2 separate regions of the Mus musculus genome follow, and region 1 is linked to region 2. The links are chromatin loops, found by intact Hi-C in ENCODE. Cell type or tissue: heart. All regions are shown on one strand. Links, peaks and the distances in the headings refer to the core of each region. The heading gives the core; the rest is flanking DNA.

Region 1 (7,985 bases), core at 1,792-6,791, 87 kb after region 2:
TCTAACATCAAAATGTATCTGCTAATTAATTTCTGTCTTATTCACCATGGCATGAAAATCGGAATCACTGAGATTATCCTGTGGAGAAAGGTACACTACAAATGTGAAGGAGGGGTAGCTGGATCATCAGGCAGTGTTCGCTGCACAAGGATGCAGATTTGCCTGAGGTTAGATCCCAGCTCCCACATAAAAACCTGGGTCTGGCCACATGCAGATGTGGAACCCCTGTGCTGGGTTGAGGATCACGGGTGGATGCTGACCACCCTCCTAGCTTCTGGTTCAGTAAGAGACATGGGTGTGTTTATGAAAAGATAAGGTGGAGGTATGTTCTATGGAGGTGTGGTGAGGTGTGGGGAAAGGGGGCGTCTCGGTGGGCCCATGCTGAGGGACCAGCCACAGGACGGTATAGTATAGAATAGAGTTTATTTAGGGCATGGGGAGGGAAGTCAAGAGGGTAGTAGAGGCAGAGAAAGGAGAGAGAGGGAGAGAGTAGAGAAGTAGAGGTTGGCCATGAGCATGGTGGTGGTGGGGATAATGGAGAGAGAGGGGAAAGGGGAAGCAGAGAAAGAGAAAGCAAGAGAGTGAGGAGGGGGCAAGCAGCCTCTTTTTATAGAGTCAGGCATACCTGGCTGTTACCAGGTAACTGTGAGGCAGAGCTTAGACAGAATGCTAGCAGACACTGTTCAGGAAGTTATGCAGAGAGCGATGGAGCAGGTCAGCTGATACCACATGCATGCTTGCGTGTGTGTGTGTGTGTGTGTGTGTGTGTGTGTGTGTGTGTGTGTGTGAGAGAGAGAGAGAGAGAGAGAGAGAGAGAGAGAGAGAGAGTGTGTGTGTGTGTGTGTGTGTATACAAAAGAAAATCAGTCTGTGGGTTCAAAGTCAGCTTGGATTACATAGTGAGATGCGATCTAAAAAAAGGAAAAGGAAAAGATTTTCAAATTTACCAAATAATCTGTGTGAGCTATCTAAAATCATTTACTCCTACTAGGCTATTTACAACCCTTTAAATATACAAATCGGGAATGGAGAGATAGCTCAGTAGTTGGGACCATGGTTGCTGTGAAAAAGAACCTAGACTCAATTCTTATCGCCCACCTCATGCCTCACAACTGTCTGCAGCTCTAGGTACGGGGAATCCGATGCCCTCTTTTGGCCTCTGCCACTCAGGCACACAGTGGCATACAGAGATCCATATAGACGATGCACTCACTCAATGACAAATAAATAGCAAATTTTAAAAATTAAAAATAAACTTATAAATGAATCAGAAAATCTGATTGTAATATAAATAATTTCTGTGTATAAATAGAAACTGGGTTTTCATATCAGGAATACCCAGCCTGTGGCCTGCAGACCATGTGTGTCCCAAATGTGGCCCAACAATTAGATGACAACTTTACATCACAATGTGAAAAGTGTGTACACCCTTAATCTAAATAGCTATCACACTTACAAGGTTCCCCTGAGAAACGTTCCCTTCTCTCCAAGGCTAAAGCATCTCCCTCCTTCCAGAGCCTCTGTCAGTCGAAGATGGGTGACCAAGGCTACGGGATAAAGGGCTACACCCTGCCAGGGCTAAGAGCATTTTCCTACACAAGGAAATCAATAGCAACCCTTCTAAGTGTCTGGGGGGAAATAGGTAAGCCAGGAGGCCACCTGGGAAAGGAAATTCAGAGGCTAGACTTCTTCTAAAGGAAGCAGTAACATCAAACCATCACACAAGAGTATTCAAAACAAAGACTTTGCTCTATATTGAGAAAGTAACAATATGAAAAGTCCATTTTGTTTCAAATGTTACCATTACTGTCCCGCTTTTAAAACCACAGAAAAGGAATGGTCCAGCAACTTTTCCCTAGGGAACAAGTTGCTAAAATGTTGAGCCTTTGTTTTTAATTTTAAATCTTATATAATTATATAACCTAACATTTTATAGCTATAATGTCATTCTAGTTATGGAATATTTTATACAGCTGAAATAATTATACAGGAAGAATTTAATTAGCCCATTGATGTCACCTATAATGAAAATTAAAACACGTCTTTAAATGTGTGGTATTTCCGCCAAGAAAGACACCAAGTTATAATTTTACGAATAGCTGATGATTCTAAATGATCATTATTTAGTGGCATAACTAGTGATTCTGGAGATGGTTGAATAGGAAGAAAACAAAATTATGTCTGTGAGTCCAGTGTGGAACACTTGATCAAAGATGGTGGGAACATTTTGATAGTTAATTAGGATATAATATCATGCCTATTTTAACTCTTTATTAATTATAAAATGATTAATGATTTAGTTGATCATTAAGATGTTAATATTTCCTTTAAAAATATTTTTAAGAGTTGCGTGTGTTTGTGTGTCTGTGTGTGTTTGTGTGTGTGACTTGTGTACATGAATGCCCTTGGAACAGGAGTTACAGAGGTTTGTGAGGCATCTGATGTGGGCACTGGGAACCAGACTCGGATCATCTTGAAGAACAGCAAGAGTTCTTTTTTTTTTTTAATTTATTTATTATATGTGAGTTGTAGCTGTCTTCAGACACTCCAGAAGAGGGAGTCAGATCTCATTACGGATGGCTGTGAGCCACCATGTGGTTGCTGGGATTTGAACTCAGGACCTTCAGAAGAGCAGTCGTGTGCTCTTACCCACTAAGCCATCTCATCAGCCCACAGCAAGAGTTCTTAAACATTGAGCCATCTCTCCTATCTGATATTCACATACTTACAAGTATCGTTCCTACGGTGTCTGTTGTTAAGGTGGTCAGATGGCAAGATAATCCAGACGACACGCCACAGACAAAGCCATCCTATGTATCTACAAGACAGACGCTTACACGTCCTTTTGTCTGTTCCTAGTATATCTGCCACAGTACTCAAAAACTGACATTATCTGAGACTATTAAAAAAAAAAACCAACAACAACTGGGGTATTTTGGGAGCAATGTAAATGTGGAACCAAGTCTTACTTGGATTCCAAGATAACTAATTGCAGTATTGTAAATAATTATTTTATGACATTATAAATAATTCAACACCATGAGTCTCAACAGGAAGTTCATTAAAAAGGTGATAGTGTTACCTTATAATGTATATATAATGGCATTATAATATTGTTGTGAAAACCCAAAGCAAGACCGTGTTGACATCTGGAATGTCATAAATGATTAATGAGGGTTATCTAACCATTTCCTGCTGTTTGAATCATCAGCGAGCTTTGGTAATTATTGCGTTATATTTGCTTTATACTTTTCACAGTGCGTGGCACATCTTACGTAAGGGCACTTCCACACAAGTATCCAGTGTGAGCACATGCCTTCGTCGTCGTTAGATATTTACTATAAAACGGGCAGGAGTGAAGCACTAAGTATCCCAAGTGTTCAGGTCGCTCATGCAGTCACTTCTTCATGAATGAAGCTGCCATTAGAATTCACTGTATCCTCAACTTTGCTGTCTGGACACCAATGTTTAAAAGCACACACACACACACACACACACACACCATTGAGCAATGTTGAGCTTGCAAAATGTTCCTGGTCTTTCCTGTTCGCTGTTTACAAAGACAGACTAATGTTCAAGCCTAATTAAGTAAGGTAAACGACTTGTCCAGAGAGAAGGATCCCGTTCTGCCTGTCCATGCAGGGCATCAAAGGGGCGTGCGTGTGCAGTTGTCTTCAGGAGGCTGAGACTGCAATGTAGGAGGTACCAGCCCTGCCTGACCATTCAGCTTCATTTCTTATCCGCTTTCACATACCAGTCTCTGGACGAGCTGTTCTGGGCGCTTGTCACACAGGAGTTCTTCCCCCAGAACTACCCTTCCTTACATTTCATCCTAGGACCTTTGCAAGACTGTCTCCATCCAGTGGCCAACTTCTCACTACTATCCCATCCTTCCCTGAAAAGGGGTGGGTGGGGAATTAAAGAACAGAACTAATGTCTTATAGCCCATCTCCTTCCCTTTAGGAATGGTAAAATAATAGATAGTCCAGTCAAATGTAAATTCCAATAACCTGTGAATAATGTTTGATGAATCTGTCTCCAATATTCCACGAGATGTATGTTCTTACTTCAATTTAACTTTCATTTTGGCACTCTGTATTTTTATTTGCACAATCTATCCTTGCTGTTGCCCTTCGCTGTGGCATGGTGTTGGGCAACTTGTCTTGTGTGGCATCATTCTTTGTAAATATTATCGTACTCCGGTCTCTCTGAGGCCAGGAACAGTGTCCAACTCTCGTTTCATCACCGCTTCTGTCTCACCCACCAAATTCCCACAACGCTGACTTCAGTGTTGTTAGGAATGCAGGAATGGGATTCCCGTTCATCCTTTTTTCCCTCCTGCGAGTTGAGAAATAGCTGCTGAAGTCTGACCCGCTGCCAGGTACTGGGTTGGTTCTGAAGATAAAACATGACAAGTTGCTCTCAGCTCGTTCAGGAATGCAGATAGGTCAGAGCGCCGTCACTGTGTGAGCTTCCAAAACACAAGGTGGCGAGGGGTGCCGGTGAAAGCCAGGGACTCCAGTCTTTTCAGGACAGAAATATCATCAGGCTGAGACTTAATAACTCACGGCCATTTAACCAGAGAAACAGCAGCGTGTACGGCAGAGATGAACGCTCACCATGAGACAACCGGGCAATGAGGATTAATTCGTTCAGCTTCCTCTCAGTCCAAGCTGGTGCTGATCCGGGACACCGCTGTCTTAGAATCTCGAGTTCTTGTTTCTTGTTTTCTTCAAGTACTTCAAGAACAATAACTGTTGTTCTTACTGTATCTCCCTTCTCTGAGCACTGGGCTGCCTGGTCGCTCTCTTACCTTCACGGATGTGGAGCCGGATAAAACCGGGTGTCTTTCCCCACCTTGTGGCGCTCCATTCTTCCCCTGGCTGCCTTGCCATACCCGGGGTTCTTGTTTTTCTTTTCTCTCTCCCCTCCTGTTGCCAAGGACCTGCAGCTGACCTTACTGCCGCTCTCTGACATTCTGATCACTACTTGATCTATATTTCCTGTATCACAGAGCCACAAAGGCAACGCTGGCTGACGACGCCATTTGTAGGTTTCCACTCTAAAAGTGCAGTCACAAGAGAACGGAAAGCACACCCAGGAAGATGTTCTCACGTGAAAACTCTCTTAACTGCACTTCCTGGGTAACATCCTTGATAGGAGCCAGAGGTCCTTGCTGACTTTGCAATACTGACCGGTGCCCAGGACAAAGCCAGCACCCCGAAGCTGCCCGCGCAATAACTTACATGTAGCGAAACCTTCCATTCTAATTCAATTTTGATATAATTAATGTTTAGTTGTGGCCAAGTGATAGAATTAAACAAATAATGAACAGTGGTAGCTTTCTGTACTGCATGTGGAGCAGAACTTTACAGAGCTTGGACCGTAGGCTTACACAGAACCCAGTCAAGTTGATCAATATAGAACCTAATCCCGGCAACTAGACTTTATTTGGCTTCTAGACGCCCTGTTGCCAACTAACTAATAAAGGTATAAACAATTAACTGGTGAGGCTGTAACCAATCGTGTGACTGGCTAAGCTTTAGCCAATCATGTTGTTTCTATGACAGGCTTCTGTATTCCTGTAACTGCTATGAGATCACATGGCTGGGAGTGTGCTCAGAACCTGCTGCGACTGTGGCTGCTGCACCCAATCTGTGAATCAGCTGACTTTCGTTTTGCTGTGCTATATTTAATTGGTCTAAGGTACTTTTCCTTTTAACCTGTGAAGCCAAGAATGTTGAGTGCTCAGAAAACTTTGTGACAAGAGAGTGTCTACAGTGGCTAATACCGTGTGGGGGCTTGATGTTCAGTCTTCTGGATGTTTCTATGAGGGGCAGGGCTGCTTTCACATGAAGCAGTGTCCTCTGTGTAGGGTGGGTAGGCCGTTCCAAAACAAAAAATACTGACTAATCTCTGAGGATGTAGAAAGTCTCCCTCCTTGCTGCCTCTGTAGGAGCCATGGGTAACCCCTGAATCCCGACCCTCCTGACTGTGGATGGGATGACATGCCCGGTATCCCTTGGTCCCAAGCTCACTGATGTACTCTACACACTGCAGGGCCTGAGTGTTTTCATAATCTACAGGCAGAATCCTTTCCACAAGCTTACTTATGTCACACACATTGATGATAGATAGAGACAGATACCTAGATGAGTAGATGATATAGATGTAGATACAGTGTAGCTTTACACACACACACACACACACACACACACATCCTATTGGCTTACCGGCTGGAGAACTCTAATGCAGTCTCCCTGAAAGCAAAGCGATCAGAAGCCATTTTGATTAGAAGGACAAATCCTTTTTGACTCAGACGTATCCATCCGTGGTGACTTCTTCCAAAGCTCTCCTACACAAAATGCGGATGGTTTCGTTCCTTTGAGTCATGTTTTTACTTCATATTCAACGTCAAGGGCTTTTGAAGAATATTCCTAATTAATTTAATTTTTAGCAATCCTCTAACAATAGGCAAATACATGTTCACCAAGTGTATACTAAGACTTCAGCGTAAGCTGGCGGGGGTCGGAGGGTCGGGGGGAGGGTCGGGGGGTGGGAGGGTGGAGTTGTACTTGAGGGAGTCAGAAGTCAGGGCAATACCTGTGAGCTCTGGTATTCAAAAATGAAAAGAAAAAAATGTGGGCAAAACTAACTGAGTCTTTCTCATCAGACCCTCCCAGAGTCCAGGAGAGTTTCTGTCTGTCTGTCTGTCTGTCTGTCTGTCTGTCTTTGTTTTTACAAAAGTAAAGGGTTTGAGAAGGAAGAATAACTGAAGACTTATATGGAGGGATGAGGTGAAAGTTTGGTAAGGATTTCAATAGTGTCTAGGTACAAAATGCATTTCACTGAGTGATGTCACTCTGTAGGGGTGCGACAGTCAGACAGTCAGACTAGCCTAACACTCTGCCACTGTGTTAAACTGCTAGATAATGTTTTAAACATATGATCCAATTGTGTGTGTGTGTGTGTGTGTGTGTGTGTGTGTGTGTGTGTGTGTGTGTCTGTGTGTGTGTTGCACTGTGCCCTCGAAGTTTATTCAGCCTTCCATCGCATAGTGAGTCTGATGACCTACTAATTGCAAAGCAACCTGAGATCTCGGTCTCCTTGTTCCCCCCATTGTAGGAGGAATAGCCAGCAAGCAGTAGGAAGTCACCAGCAGTAGCTGTGTCCAGTTAGCCCATGTGCAGACACGAGAATTTGAGTACCCATTTCTCCTTGTTACAAGAGCATAGAGAGCTGCTTCCCAAATCAAGGAACGCTATCATCTGCCACTACCTAGAGAAAGGCCTTCCAAATCTCCAGTCTAGGAACTGAGTAACCTGGCGATAATGTCATGCCTCACCTCTGACAAAACGACTGATGAGAAAAGGAGTGAAGAATTTGGGCCTTATTCCTTGATGCTCAAAGGCATCAAGTTATTCCACCCCAGGCTGAGGTAAGATCAAATAACGTAATTCCATTCTACAGACAGTTATATCAGTGCACCAGGGACAATATTTTATGTTTGCAGTGATGTTTGTACTTTAAATACCTTGGATAGTAAAAATGAGGGAGTCTGGGTTTGAATGATGGATTCAGGAATGTCGATATTGGATCAGAGGGTGAGGCTGCTACCTGCTGTGATAGACGGCGGCGCAGACTGCTGGGGTGGTAGCTTCAACCATCTCCTTAAGTGAGAGAGGCTACCAGTATCACAGCTGATTCATCTACTCTGAAGGACATGAAATCCATCTCCCCACCCCCCCCCCCCCCCCGTCACACACACACCCTGAGGCAGAGAGATAGTCAATCAGACAGACACACAGAGTTGAAGTTCAAATGTGGAATGTCCGCCACAGACTCCTACTTAAGCATTTGATCCCCAGAAATTGGCACAATTTTAGAAGGTTGTGAAATAGTTGCTGGTAGTGTTCTGCCACACAGATGAAAAGCTACTTTTGTTTTACTCAACTCTTTTAGTTGACTGGATAAGACCTGACCACA
Region 2 (7,985 bases), core at 2,034-7,033:
CTCTCTGGACACCAGAAAATAACACCTAACAATTTATGTCCTGACCACTTGGTTCACAGTAACACACACTTCATCCTCACAGCAATCTATGACAGAGACCACCACCATCACCATCGCCATCACCATCAACCCTATCCGAAACAGCAAGACACAAGTTACGAGCTGACCCCAAGGCCTGAAGATGATGACTTTGCCAGAACATGATCTTTAGCAATTCAGTTCTATATCTCCCACTCAAAGCATATGGCTCCCCAGAGAGCCCAACTTTAGATGCCGCTGCCATGTACTACTACTAAGCCAGGAGCCGTGGATTGGCAGTGATGGAAACCGGTATTTTACCTGCAGTTTTGAAATGTTTCTCTCTGCAAATTGTCTAGCTTTTAGCAAACAGCACTTAAATTCCCCATGTGTCTTTTTTTTTTTTTTTAGTTTTTTTTTTCTTTGTTTTTTTTGAGAGCTTTTTTTTTTTTTTTTGGTTTTTCGAGACAGGGTTTCTCTGTATAGTCCTGGCTGTCCTGGAACTCACTTTGTAGACCAGGCTGGCCTCGAACTCAGAAATCCGCCTGGTGCCTCCTGAGTGCTGGGATTAAAGGCGTGCGCCACCACGCCCGGCTTCACCATGTGTCTTAATCCATCCCACCACCTAAAGTAATCCCCTTCATGTTGCAGGCTGAAGAGACTCGGGGTTCAGGGTTCAAACAATTATCCCACGAATAGAAAGTTAGAAAAATGAAGGGAGGGGACTGTTAAAACCCTCAGCCATCAAAAGCAAGCTTCCCTGTGAAGAGTCTAATGACACTTGGTCATCTCAACAAGTTTTGCAGCTGTTCTTATGAGAGTCACCACCACAGTACAGAGCTACAAAAGGACAGGCCCTGATGTGGAACCAAATAGTAGCCGTGCCTTCTGGGTCAGTGAAATGGTTCAGTAGGTAAGGGTGCCTGCTGCCCGACCTAAGGCTAAAGTTTAGTGCCCAGAACCATGTGTGGTAGAGGGAGAGAACCTATTCCCACAGGGTGTCCTCAAACCTACACAGAGAGAGAGACAGACAGACAGAGACAGAGAGACAGACAGAGAGAAGAGGTTGACTGAGGAATTCCACTTCCCAAGGATTATTTAAATGCAGTTTTAACAATAATCACAAGGATATAAAAAGGGGGAACCCTTAGCCGGGCGTGGTGGCGCACGCCTTTAATCCCAGCACTCAGGAGGCAGAGGCAGGCGGATTTCTGAGTTCGAGGCCAGCCTGGTCTACAAAGTGAGTTCCAGGACAGCCAGGGCTATACAGAGAAACCCTGTCTCAAAAAAAAAAAAAAAAAAAAAAAAAAAAACAAAACAAAACAAAAACAAAAAAAGGGGGGACCCACAAACTTCCAAAGGGTAAGAGAATTTTACCTTAAATTTTAAAAGATTTTGTTATGAATATTACATTCCAAATGTATAAATTATCAAACCTTCTAATCACTACACACATTCAACCAACCACCTTTGGGGCTTGCCTACAAATCCAATAAAATGTTATCAAAATAGAACTATGTAATTTTTTTATTTCTATCACTCACTTTAAGAATGTAGTAAGAAATTCCCATCTTTTATTCTTTACAATATAAAAACTACATATGAAGTGAAAGTCAAATACTAAGAATATTTTGAAATTACTACAGCTCTCGGAAAAGATCAGAAATTAAACACACACAGAAATCTGTTGCAGACTTGGAATGATGGCAATAGCAGTGGAAAGTAAATTTTATATTCCTCAACAGAAAAAAGGATAAAGTGTGCATAACCACATTATCTAGTATGCAAATATTGATGTCACCCTCCTCGTTTAACTTCCTGATGTGGATATTTTCATGTTAGATCAAGCATCCTGTAATCTACCTGAAATCTCCTAACATCTGAAAGAGACAACACTGATAACCCTAAATCTAAAACAGCACACCAACCGCTCCCCTGCTACAGAGGTTTGAAAGGAATGACCATCAATAATAATTTGGTATCGTTCTTGCGGCCCATGCAACCCTTGAGAGGGTAAAGGCACTCGCCACCAAGCTTGACGGCCTGAGGTCCAGGCCCCAGAACCCACAGGATTAACGGAGAGAACCACAAATGCAAACTGTCCTCTGATCTCTGCACAAATACAAACACAAAACAATAAAATAAATACATGTTTTTAAAAATCATCGTTCTTTTAGTCAAAGGGAAGAAGAAGCCAGTTCTCTTCATACACTTTCCCTTTCCCAAACAGTGCACCGAGGACTGGTGTGTGTGTGTGTGTTTGTGTGTGTGTGTGTGTGTGTGTGTGTTTTCTTTTTTCAAAAAGAAATTACACAAGATCCATAAAATCAAGAGAGACAGACACATCCATAGACCCCTCTTCTTAGCCTTGACCCAAGAAGACCCGCTGACTCTTATCTATTCTTTACCACCTGACCCCAGAAACTAGTTATGCAGGAAAACCTAAAAGCCCTAAAAGGAAATCCCCTTTGTGGCCTCATTTTAAAAAAAAATTATAAAGAATAACTTAAGCATGTATACACCACTCTGCATCAAAATACTAAAGGCAAAGCGAGGACAGCAAGGGAAAGAAATGATATAATACTGCTGACTGCCTTACTTCTATCTGAAATCTCAAAGATCCAGCTTCCTCCAGCACAAATTGAGTCTCCCGCAGTAGGCCACGAGGCTGCTGTTTAAACACCACCTCGGTGTTCCTTGGCCACGTCTTAAGCACGCTCTACCACGTCAGCCACTGATTACCTGGATCAAAACACACAGCCCGCAGCTGGACCCCCTCCGGCCTCCTGAAGCCACCCCTCGTGTGTGCAGCTCAGCCTTTTATAGTGGAGGCATGTGATGCGCGTATCTGCACCAGCTGTTCCTAATTACCTCTCAGTCTGGGGTGAATGACTCAGCAACACAAACTCTTTTAAAGAGTCACCCTACCTTGTTATCCAACCAACGTAGCGAACAAAGGGAAGCCACTTGACAGATCCGACGGTTAAACAACAAGAGGCGATCACTCCTCCAAAGCTACCCAACTCCAAGATGACTCACCAGGAGCCTTTTTTCCTCTAGACTCCCTTACGATGTCCAAAGCCAGAAGTGGCAAGCGCCTTCAAGCCCAGCCCAGAGCTTGCACCACTACCACAAGAGCAGGAAGAATAGGCCAACCCATACCTCTTCCCATTTCTCTGAATATTTGTAGAGCTCAAAAGCTCGGCCACGAACAAAAATCTACAGTGGTCATCCTTTAATCTTTCTGAACTGCCTTTCCTGCAAACCCAGTGAGCTGAGAGGAGTGCTCAATGCCTAAACAAAGACCCAGCAGGGGCATCGTCCTCCAAGGCTAGCAGTCACAACTCTACAATTCTCCAAAAGGAAAAAGAACAGCATCCTGAAAAAAAAAAAAAAAGTCTTTGTTCTTCCAAGCCTGTCTGGGGAGCAGGATTTTCCCACACGCGTTCTTTCAGAATTACTACTACGTCTGCCTTGACTCAGCGCACGCTGAACATAGAGAGCTCACTACATAAAAGCCATCGGCGCAATTCCACTAAATGACACCAAAGTCCCGGAGAAGATCGAAAACGCGCTGGCCCTGGCCCTACCGGACACGAACACAAAAGCTGGTGTCGTTAACATCGAGACCCACTCTGCCTATGCTGTGCGAGTCCACATTACAAACGTGCGCCAAGCAACAACAAAGGGAAGCGCGGAGCGCCCGGTAGTCCCGGAACCCCGGCCCGCTCGGCCTTGCCCCCGCAGCAGGCGGAGCGGGACGCGGCCCGCGGCGGAGCGCGGTGCAGGGCGGCGCCGGCACGGCCGGCCCAGAGAGTCCGCGCAGCGCGTAAACAGCGCGCAGCCCGCCGCCCCTTCTAGGCCCGCGCGGCCGCCCGCCACCAGCCCCGGTGACCCCCGGAAAGGACGGAAGGACGGCACCGCGCACCGCCCGAGCCACTTACCGGAGCCGAGACGCGGCGCGGCCCGACTGCAGGCGGCAAGCGGCGGTCAGGTGACTCACTCCCTCTGCGCGGACAGCCGCCCGTCTCCTCCCCTGCGCTCCGTTCCTCTCCGCCACCACCGCCAGCGCCTCGGGGCGCTAAAGCCCCGCCCCCGGTTCCGCCCCCGGGCCCCGCCCCGTAGCTGAAGCCCTGCCGAGCTCCAGGCCACGCCCTGCCTGGAGCCACGCCCCGTTCCAGGCCACGCCCTCCGCTAGTAAGAGCCTCTCTATTTCGCCTCCTGCGAGCTCCGTGTAACGTTGTGGATTGTATTGCTGAGCGCCAGGCCTCCAACCGCGTCGCCCTATCTCTGCCTTTGGTGGCAAGGTTACACGTCACGGAAGACCACCTCTTCCTCACCTGCTGAAGGCAGGGAAAAAAAAAGGCTGACGCCTCCACGCCCCCAGGGTTTTTGTTCACACAGCCCCTCTCCCCCCTCCCCCCCCCCCACACACAGATTAGATAAGGTCTTCTGCCCCACGCCCCCAAACCTCGGAAGCTCAGTTCGGCCAAGCTCCTGGGCTGCTTTCCTGTAGGAGCACAAAAACCAGGTGTTTGAACTTGCTGAAAAGGGTGTATGTCAACATCTGTCTGAAGCTCCGCAGGACTTTTAGGAGCAGATTCTGAGAGGGGGAGGCTGCTGCCCCTCTGAATGATCACTAGCTTCCCTTCTAGTTGTTTGTGTCCTTGAGGCCCTTCCTCGAAAACCGCAAGGCAGGTAACCTGGAGTGTGCTTTGCTCATTATAACCCATTAATATGCATGCTTCCCCGATCAAATCCCTTTACTCCTTGTGCTCAGCCAATACTGCTTTGAGAGTTATTCTTGCGCCCTTCATACTTGCCTGAATATAAGCTGCACTCTTATCTGCCTAGCCACGACGGACTGCATTCACCAATGGGCAAGCACGCTGTACTGGGCTTCATATCCGGAATATTGTACTGTCTGGCAGCCTCCTGTTGTCCCTCTACGCTGCACTACCAGGAAACATGGACGCATCCGTGTCTGGTCATGTCAGACGTCTTCCCTCAAGTCCTGGTCATGCTTTCATCCTCTGCTACTTATTGGGGTGTTAATCCAATTGTTCGTTTCTATTTTTTATTATGTTCGCTGTTGTTCAAGGCAGTGTCTTTACGCAAAGCTGCATGCACTCGTGGCAGGGCTTATCAGTCTGGAGAAAGAGAGGACTGGGCTGGCCAACCTGATTAAAAATGAGGAAGGAATTACCACCCCTGAGGCCAGTAGCCCTGGGAGGACTTGTAGGAAGAAATAATGTTGCTGGCTTTGAGTTCCAGAGGAAAGATGTAGAAAAATGGGAAGCCCCAAAATGTATGTGCTCCTTAAACACACACAGACAGTGCAAGGGCTCCAGGAGAGGGTTGTCTCCAAATAGTGATAACATTGACATGACTGCATCTGTACAGTGCGTAAGCTCTTGTGACTTAAGGACATTCAGTTACCTCTAAAGTAGGTGAGAATATGGCCTAAGTGCTGTGGGGTGGCCATGTAAGTGGTGACCTGGTGCCTTTGTGAGGCAGGGACAGCAACAGAGCTAAAACCAGGGCATGGCTGAGAGGAGTGTGGTCTACCAGGCTGTGAGGGGATCCAGGCGTGGAGGCAGGCGGCATGTTCAGGATCCTGAGATCATTATGTAGGTATTCAGTGAGAAATGAGGGGAGACACTTAGGGATAGACTGTGCGAGTTGATGGTGGTTCTGACAGACATTCGAGGGTCCTGGGGTGTCTGTCACACTCACTCTCCTTCCATCCTGAGCCAAAGTATAGTCTGCCTTCTTCCCACGCCTCTCGTGTACATTATTTCGATAAGTAGCCTTATGTCATGTGTATTAGCTCACAGAGAACCTCCCTCTAAGCACGTTTCTCTTGACTTGTCCTCTAAGAACACTTAGCATGGGATGCCCGCCCCAACTCTGTGACAAGACGAGAAGAAAAATAGCCAAGCAGTCTGCCTTAGTCGGAGTTTCTATTGCAGCAAAAAAAAAGCAGGACCAAGAAGCAAGTTGTGGCATTTTTATTATTTATTTATTTATTTATTTATTTATTTAATGTATGTGAGTACACTGTCACTGTCTTCAGACATGCCTTCAGAGGGCATCAGATTGCAGATGGCTGTGAGCCACCATGTGGTTGCTGGGAATTGAACTCAGGACCTCTGGAAGAGCAATCAGTGTTCTTAGCCACTGAGCCATGGAAGGAGCAACAGTGTTGACAGGCTAGACCCCCCAGAGCTCCCAGGGACAGGACACCAACCAAAGAATACACATAGCACTGGCAACCCATGTGGCAGAAGATGGCCTTGTAGGACATCAGTAGGAGGAGAGGCCCTCGGGCCTAAGGGTGTTCAACGCCCCAGTGTAGGGGAACACCAGAGCAGGAGGATGGGAATGGGGGGGGGGAGCACCCTCATAGAGGCAGGGGGAGGAGGTTTCCAAAGTGGAGACCTGGAAAGGGGAGAACATTTGAAATGTAAATAAAGAAAATAGCCAAGAAAAAAAGAGTATTAAAGTATTAAGAGAACAAATACTAAAAATAAAAAATAAAAATAAAAGCAAGTTGGGGAGGAAAGGGTTTATTCTGCTTACATTTCCACATTGCTGTTCATCAGCAAAGGAAGTCAGGACAGGAACTCACACAGGGCAGGAACCTGAAGGCAGGAGCTGATGCAGAAGCCATGGAGGGATGCTATTTACTGGCTTGCTTCCCCTGGCTTGCTCAGCCTGATTTCTTATAGAACCCAGGACTACCAGCCCAGGGATGGCACCACCCACAATGGGCCTTCCCACCCTTGATCGCTAATTGAGAAAATGCCCTACAGCTGGGTCTCTTGGAGGCATTTCCTCAAGGGAGGCTCCTTTCTCTGTGATAACTCCAGCTTGTGTCAAGTTGACACAAAACCAGCCAGTACATAGACCAAAAAGTAAATGCACTGGACCTATGAAAAGAGCTAGAAAGCGAGCCATTTCCAATAGAGGTTACTATTGCTTATTCCATGCTATTCTAAGGTCTACATAGGGAAGAGAAGCCAGAAGTTCAGCCATGCAGAGTCTCAATCATAGGGAGAAGGCTCGCCTGGGAACTCCAGCTGACTGCTCCGAAATCCCTAGTCTGGTTCTACATGATGCTGTAAGAGCCATTATTTGATTACGTCATCTCTAAAATGTTGCGAGTCCTTTTACTTGTAGCCTCACTTGAGGGGACACTCTGCCTGGGACCCCCCATGGGGAATTCCAGCCATCTGCCTTGAAGATCCTTCCCAGCCTATTTCTGCTGGATGTGGTGAGTGCCCAAGATTATAATCTACTCCCTTTCCATTTATTATTTTACTTTGGTTTCTGTATACTGAACAAATTCACTCATTCAACTAAAGTATATGGCTATTGTAGATGATTCTCCGGACCACACAGAACATCAACTACACAGTCTTTCTCTGTCGGGCATGCACTTTCTTCTCTCCTCTAGACCACAATTTCAACATTTTTCTCACATGATCACAATGGCCTCTATTCTGATTGGTCATATGCAACTTCCCTACAAAGACATCCCAAGGTTTGAGACTGTCAGGACTATGAGGAGCAACTCAAACTTCAGCCAGTGAGAGCATCTACAGGACGTTAAAATACAGACTTCTGGACCTGCCTGCCTGAGATTCTGATTCCAGCAGACTGGGCACCGCTCAAGGAGCAACATTGTTAACACTGATGCGGGCGGTCAAGGCCGGTAGAGGTTGAGAAACTGGTAAATTAGAACTTGAAGCTTGTCACCTAGCAGGAAAAAAACAAAAAACAAACCTATAAAACCAAGCCAATGGGAAGGATAATGCACTGTGCCTGCAGCTAGATTTCATCCCTAGGCTGATGAGAAATCTTTCAGATATGTGCTATTTAAATTAATGCTAAAGTTGAGAGGATAGAAAGGAAACGCGTGTAGGCTGGATGAAGGAAAGGACCATAATTTTCAGTATTCCTTG

The links. Hi-C counts contacts between places; a loop is a spot of excess contacts. Peaks named below come from ENCODE experiments on the same cell type or tissue, not always from the same donor. Only the 100,000 strongest peaks of a DNase experiment are listed, where the experiment ranks them.
Region 1: it touches region 2 in a loop (2.1-fold over the local background); 3 of 42 quality-filtered maps call a loop at or near these places.

The regions. Positions count from the first base shown.
Region 1 is chr16:87,607,947-87,615,931 of GRCm38, reverse strand. It overlaps Gm41485 (a long non-coding RNA gene), which reads left to right. Exons shown (of 4, transcript XR_876209.2): 2 at 5,570-5,705; 3 at 7,125-7,437. Among named protein-coding and RNA genes, the nearest start is that of Gm41485, 4.3 kb to the left of the region's middle. In heart, for the core only: a CTCF peak has its summit at 3,874 (motif pointing left); a DNase peak (open chromatin) is centred at 4,331; H3K27ac peaks cover 297 bases.
Region 2 is chr16:87,695,034-87,703,018 of GRCm38, reverse strand. Bach1 (BTB and CNC homology 1, basic leucine zipper transcription factor 1) reads right to left here and starts at 4,065. Exons shown (of 5, transcript NM_007520.2): 1 at 3,963-4,065. In heart, for the core only: a CTCF peak has its summit at 4,044; DNase peaks (open chromatin) are centred at 2,928, 4,118 and 4,928; H3K4me3 peaks cover 3,175 bases; H3K27ac peaks cover 2,920 bases.